2 separate regions of the Homo sapiens genome follow, and region 2 is linked to region 1. The links are chromatin loops, found by intact Hi-C in ENCODE. Cell type or tissue: OCI-LY7. All regions are shown on one strand. Each heading gives the region's core, and the rest is flanking DNA. Links, peaks and the distances in the headings are about the cores only.

What was found. Hi-C counts contacts between places; a loop is a spot of excess contacts. Peaks named below come from ENCODE experiments on the same cell type or tissue, not always from the same donor. Only the 100,000 strongest peaks of a DNase experiment are listed, where the experiment ranks them.
Region 2: it touches region 1 in a loop (15-fold over the local background); 1 of 110 quality-filtered maps calls a loop at or near these places.

The regions. Positions count from the first base shown.
Region 1 is chr12:132,632,481-132,635,283 of GRCh38, forward strand. It overlaps POLE (DNA polymerase epsilon, catalytic subunit), which reads right to left. Exons shown (of 49, transcript NM_006231.4): 43 at 1,706-1,898; 44 at 184-315; 45 at 1-28. Among named protein-coding and RNA genes, the nearest start is that of P2RX2, 15 kb to the left of the region's middle. In OCI-LY7, for the core only: a CTCF peak has its summit at 1,298; DNase peaks (open chromatin) are centred at 571 and 1,151; H3K4me3 peaks cover 1,912 bases; H3K27ac peaks cover 2,500 bases.
Region 2 is chr12:132,444,951-132,447,753 of GRCh38, forward strand. LOC112268102 (a long non-coding RNA gene) reads left to right here. Exons shown (of 2, transcript XR_002957440.2): 2 at 1-2,056. Among named protein-coding and RNA genes, the nearest start is that of MUC8, 28 kb to the right of the region's middle. RefSeq lists enhancers at 431-1,118, 1,119-1,805. In OCI-LY7, for the core only: no CTCF peak of the experiment used is centred there; DNase peaks (open chromatin) are centred at 851 and 1,251; H3K4me3 peaks cover 1,664 bases; H3K27ac peaks cover 1,692 bases.

The sequences.
Region 1 (2,803 bases), core at 1-2,500:
ACATAATCCTGAGAGAAGGTGATCATTCCTGGAAGTATAAGGATGCTGAGGGAGGGGTCTGGGACCTGTCTGGCACTGGGGACCTCCCACCTGGGGGACTGGCACCGGGGACCACCCATGGCACACAGAGGAGTTAGGTCACTGGCACATGGCAGTGGCCTCAAAAGACAAAAGACTGCTCACCGGGAAGGGCTCCGACCGCCCCCTCGGCCTCCTGGGAGAGCTGGCTGGCCCCCCTCCTCCTCACGGGGGTGCTCCCTGGAGCACTGCGCCTCAGCCCGTCCTTCATGCAGTGGTACACGGCCACGATGTACGCTGTGGAGAGGCACACACACCACAGGCCCTGAGTCGGGCTGCTGCAAACACCCTAGAATCTGAGGGGACCCATGGCTGGTCAGATTGCCTCACAGATGAGGCTAAAATGTCATTGTTAATAATTTTATCTGCAGCCTTTAGATGAGCTAAAAGTAAATTAGAGAAGTGAGAAGTGGAAATGAGAAGGAACACTCGCTGACACCTGAGTTCATTGTCAGAGAGAAAACTGTATAAATGGGGCCATGTACACTAAGCCTCTCACTGGGTAGCGCGTGAAAGACAGCTCCCAACACAAGCAAAGGCAGGGCCCCTGGCATCAGCAAGCTTCTCCAAAAACTACTCCGGGCCTGTCACCTGGCACTTACCCTTTTTTTTTTTTTTTTTTGAGACACAGTTTCATTCTTGTTGCCCAGACTGTAGTGCAATGGCGCAATCTCAGCTCACTGCAACCTCCGCCTCCTGGGTTCAAGTGATTCTCCTGCCTCAGCTTCCTGAGTAGCTGGTATTAAAGGTGTGCGCACCACACCTGGCTACTTTTTGTATTTTTAGTAGAGATGGGGTTTCACCATGTTGGCCAGGCTGGTCTCAAACTCTTGACCTCACGTGATCCACCCGCCTCAGCCCCCTAAAGTGCTGGGATTACAGGCATGAGCCACTGCGCCCGGCCAACCCGGAACTTTTCAAAAGAGACATAGAAAGTTGCAAGAGAGAACTGAGAAAGTTAAAGACTCAAGGACAAGTAGACAAAAATATAAAATGATCATCAACGAAGGCCTCTGTGACCGCATCCACCTGTGTGTGCACATCACAACCTGCTGTTTTTACTTAGGGCATTCTTTAACTTAGGGCTGTCAACTACAAACAGTGCTTCCTCGATACACTTCATCTGCACACTAACCTGCATAGCTTGATTTGCAAACTCTAAGCCTGCAGACCCAAACCAAGGCATAGGAACTCCCCCACCAGAAAGTTAGGCCTCACAGACCAGCCAGGGGGCAGCTGACCTGACCCAGGGCTTTATCTTCAGCTACTGAACGTGCACACACACAAATGTTCCCTGGGAATGTATGTGACTGAGTTACCGAATCAGATGGCGGGAGCAGAGCTAGGAAACTCCTCAATGACACGGCCAGGGGCAGCCGCTCCCCATGGAGTTTCCTGAGAGCAAAGGCTGGAGGGAAGACAGTCACCCCTCTCCGGGCCCTCCAGTGGAACATGCCTGGAGCCTGGAGAGGAGGCCCCTCGGCTCACAAAGTCCCAACTGCTGGGCAGGCTCCGCCCGATCTGATTTTCCCTGTCTCCCTTCTTGCGATACCATGGCACAGGAGCCACATCTACTAACCATGAGTCCCTTCAGTGGGGGCTGCGCAGCCCTGGGCTCTGGGCTTACCTGAAACAATCATGAGGAAGTAGTTCTGGCAGGAGGCTGCCTGTGGCAAAAACTGCAAAATGTTCCAGTTGTTTTCCAGTAAATCCTCCACGTTGGATTCCTCCGCCTCTTCCTCCTCCTCCCCATCTCTTTCCTCCTCATCGTCCTCATTTTCCTGCTCATCCTCTGCTCCCCCTGCTTTCTGGGAGTCTTGCTGTAACACATGAGACAACGCGGCTGTGTTTGCACCATCGCGGCCTGGTAGAGGGGTAGGATGCCACAGCGAAGGCTCCTCCAACCTGGGTCCATCTGCCCCGTTTGACCAGAGGCCTTCCTCGCAGTCAAGGCATCCCCTGGAGCCTGCGTGAATCCCCCAGGGTGGCTCCCAGTACAAAGTGCTTTGTGGGAAGCGCCTGGCACACAGAAGTGCTCGTGACCTGGGACTGTGAGCTTCACTCTGCTCTTCCAGAGTTCACTTTAATTGTTGAACTCCCACCCCCCAAGGACGAAAGAACCAGCCAGAGCTTCCCGGTGACTGTTCTCTCCTCTGAGTCCATGAATCTCCTGGGACGGCACGACCCCATCACAGACCCAGCCTCCCGCGCAGCCTGTGTTCGTGCCACGGCACCATCCACGTCTGTGTAGACACCGACACCCACTGCCACCTGCCCTGACCACACGCTGATCCCCTCCTCAGAGCGGTCTACACTGCCTGAGTTTCTACCCTCCCACTTTGTTCTGAATCCCTTCAATCAGGGTTTATCCCCCAACTCCAACCAGAATCGCTCCCATCCAGGTGTCCTGGGCAGTCTTGGCTTCATCCTGCCAGCTCCCAGAAGCGTCTGCGTCCTTACAAAGGGCTTTCCCTCTGACATCTGAGCCCCTGGCTCTGGTACCCACAGCTTCCTCTCAGTCCACTATGAGGGCCCCTGTGGAGGACACAGGCCTCCTCTCAACCCACCCAGCCACTCTCTGGCCACTCCTGCACCAGCTGACCACCCACGTCTCAACCTTGCAAACACCATGAGCCCCAGCCAGACGTGACCCCTTCCCCAGACTGCTCCCGACAGCCACCTCCACTCACCCACAGCCTGGCCCGCACCTGGGCATTTACACACA
Region 2 (2,803 bases), core at 262-2,761, 190 kb before region 1:
CTGAGGCTTCTCTCATTTCTCCTTTATCACCATCTGCCCCACAGCAGGCAGGCCCGGAGCCTCTGCAGAAGGGGGAACCGGGTGCAGGCCCAACGCCGGTCTCTCAGTGTGGCAGCCTTGCGCGCGAGCAGAAGCAGAAGGCCTAGTTCCTACTCTGCAGCCTTGGCTGCCGGGCACGGAGAACGTTTTAGCAGAAACACCTCTGCAAAACCACTTCCTGGCCCGGGCCCAGCCAAACACCATCTTCTCCTCCACCCCAGGGCTCCGCCCCCATCTCCAGGCTCAGCCCAGCACCCCCACCCCCGAAACCCCCAGCCCCACTGCATCTGCCCTGGCCATCTGCCTCCGCCCTGCCTCGCTAACACAGTTATTAATGAGCAATTTTCCTGTAATTACAACGCAGTTATGCCAGTTACCCCGACCTGCTGACAGAGAGCATTCACTTCCATGTGGCACTAGCCCCCAGGCCTGAGAGGACGCAAACACTTGCCCCTCATTCGCTGCCCCCACCCCCACTCTGCCAGCCAGCACCACCCTCCACCCACTCTAGGCCCTTAAGAAAGGAGGGAAGGGCCGCGGGGAGGAGCTCTCAGATCCCGAGGCCCCACTCCCCCTGCAAGGAAGGCTGTGAGCTCGGCCCCAGCCCACCTGCCAGCTCCCCAAACACCTCCCACCTCCCTCCGCCGCCTCCTGAAGGGACTACACTCCCCTGGCTCCTCCAAAATCCGCTAATGAACAGCAGGCGCAGAGGCTCCGCCACCGGCGTGCTCCTGGCCTCAGCCCTCCCTGTTCTGAAACCGCCTTTGCTAAGACGGTAGTAGTGAGGAATCACGACAGTGGCAGAGGCCAACCTGACCCGCTCCACCTGCCTCCACCCCAACCCGCCCGGCTGCTTCCTGAGCGTGGGCCAAACTAACTTTGACAGGAACTTAGTTTACAGTTTAAGTTGGGAACAAAAAGGATAACAGCCCCTCCCCAAAACAGATTCCCTCCTCGCTTGGGGGGACCAGTCCCGTTGTAAAACCGACAAATAACAGCAGGATTAGGAATTCCGGCTCAGGATTCACGCAGCCAGACGCCACAGGACTCCTCCCCAGCCGCTCCTGTATATGACGTCACCGCCGTAAGACCACAGGACACCGCCCCAGCCGCGCCTGTAGATGACGTCACCATCGTAAGACCACAGGACCCTTCCCAGCCGCTCCTGTATATGACGTCACCGCCGTAAGACCACAAGTCACCGCCCCAGCCGCTCCTGTAGATGACGTCACCACAGTAAGACCACAGGATACCGCCCCAGCCGCGCCTGTAGATGACGTCACCATCGTAGGCCCACAGGACCCTTCCCAGCCGCTCCTGTGGATGACGTCACCGCCGTAGGACCTAAGATTGATGCTGGAGAGGTTCTTCAGACCCTGCGTTCTGACGGCTCCGCTGGCACCACCCAGACGGGTAAACTAGCTCTTCCGGTCTGTGGCCCTCACAGGAACCGACTCGGTGCAGGAGGACAGCTTCAGCCCCTGTGATTTCATCCCCGACCAACCAGCCAGCACTCCCCACTCCCTAGCCCCCTGCCTGCCAAACTATCTTTTAAAAAACTCCAGTTTCCAAATTTTCAGGGAGGCTGATTTGAGTAATAATAAAACTCCAGTCTCCTGCTAGCTGGCTCTGGATGCACTAGACTCTATTGCAATTCTCCTGTCCTGATAAATCGGCTGTCAGGCAAGAAGAACCCGTTGGGTGGTTACAGTTTCAAGGCTATATTCAGAGAACTATCCACTAATAAAATCTCTGTTTATGCAGTAGGTCCCACCCCACACCCTCCCTGCTCAAACTGCTGCAATCCCGGCACAGCTTTGTTGACAATGTACCCATCAGCCAACAAAATGTAACAAAATGCACTTTCTTTTAGTTATCTCCTGCTACGTAATAAACTTCCCCGGGAGGTGGAGGTTGCCATGAGCCGAGATTGCACCATTGCACTCCAGCCTGGGCAACAAGAGCAAGACTCCGTCTCAAAAATAAATAAATAAATAAATAAATAAGCCTCCCCGGAGCTTGATGGCCTAAATAGCAATCTACCGTGAGTGCTCAGGGCTCTGGAGTTGACTGGGCTGCGCTGGGTGCTTCCTGCCTAGGGTCTCCAGTGTGGTTGCAGCAAATGCAGGCTGGAGCTGTCCAGCATCTCTTTCTGAGTAGCCTCTCCACGCTCAGCTTGGACCCCCTCACAGCATGGCTGCCAGGGTCATCAAGCTTCTTGGCAGGCAGCTGGCCTCCCCTAGGACAAATCCCACAAAGCTGAGGCAGGAGTTCCAGGGCTACTAAGACGCCGTCTCAGAGTCACAGTCTGCCACCTCCAGCTCATGCCACTGGCTACACAGGCCCAGAGTCCGTGCGTCTGGGGAGGCACCATCCTGAGAAGCCATCTTACGAGTGAGAAGTGGGTGCCAGGAAATGGGGTGCCACCATGATTAGCACCCCAAATATGTGCTGTCACCTTTGGAGTCACGCAGAACCTGGGGGCCTCCAGGAGTCTACGGGGGATGGTGGGAAGGCTGGGGAGGAGGATGGGAAGGAGACCCCCGCTGAGGGCAGGCGGAGCGCTGGGGTGGCACCACCTCTGGCTGCGGGGAAGGTCGTGGCCCTGCGAGGACCTGTCTAGACAGAGGCTGAAGTTGGGGGCGGGGAGGTGGGGGGCAGGCACGTGAGGAGCCGTTGAGTTTGCAGAATCTGGAGGAATCAAGAGGGCCCAGGACAGTCTTTTAAGCCAGTACCAGGTTCTCAAAGTGAGAAATGGCCTCTG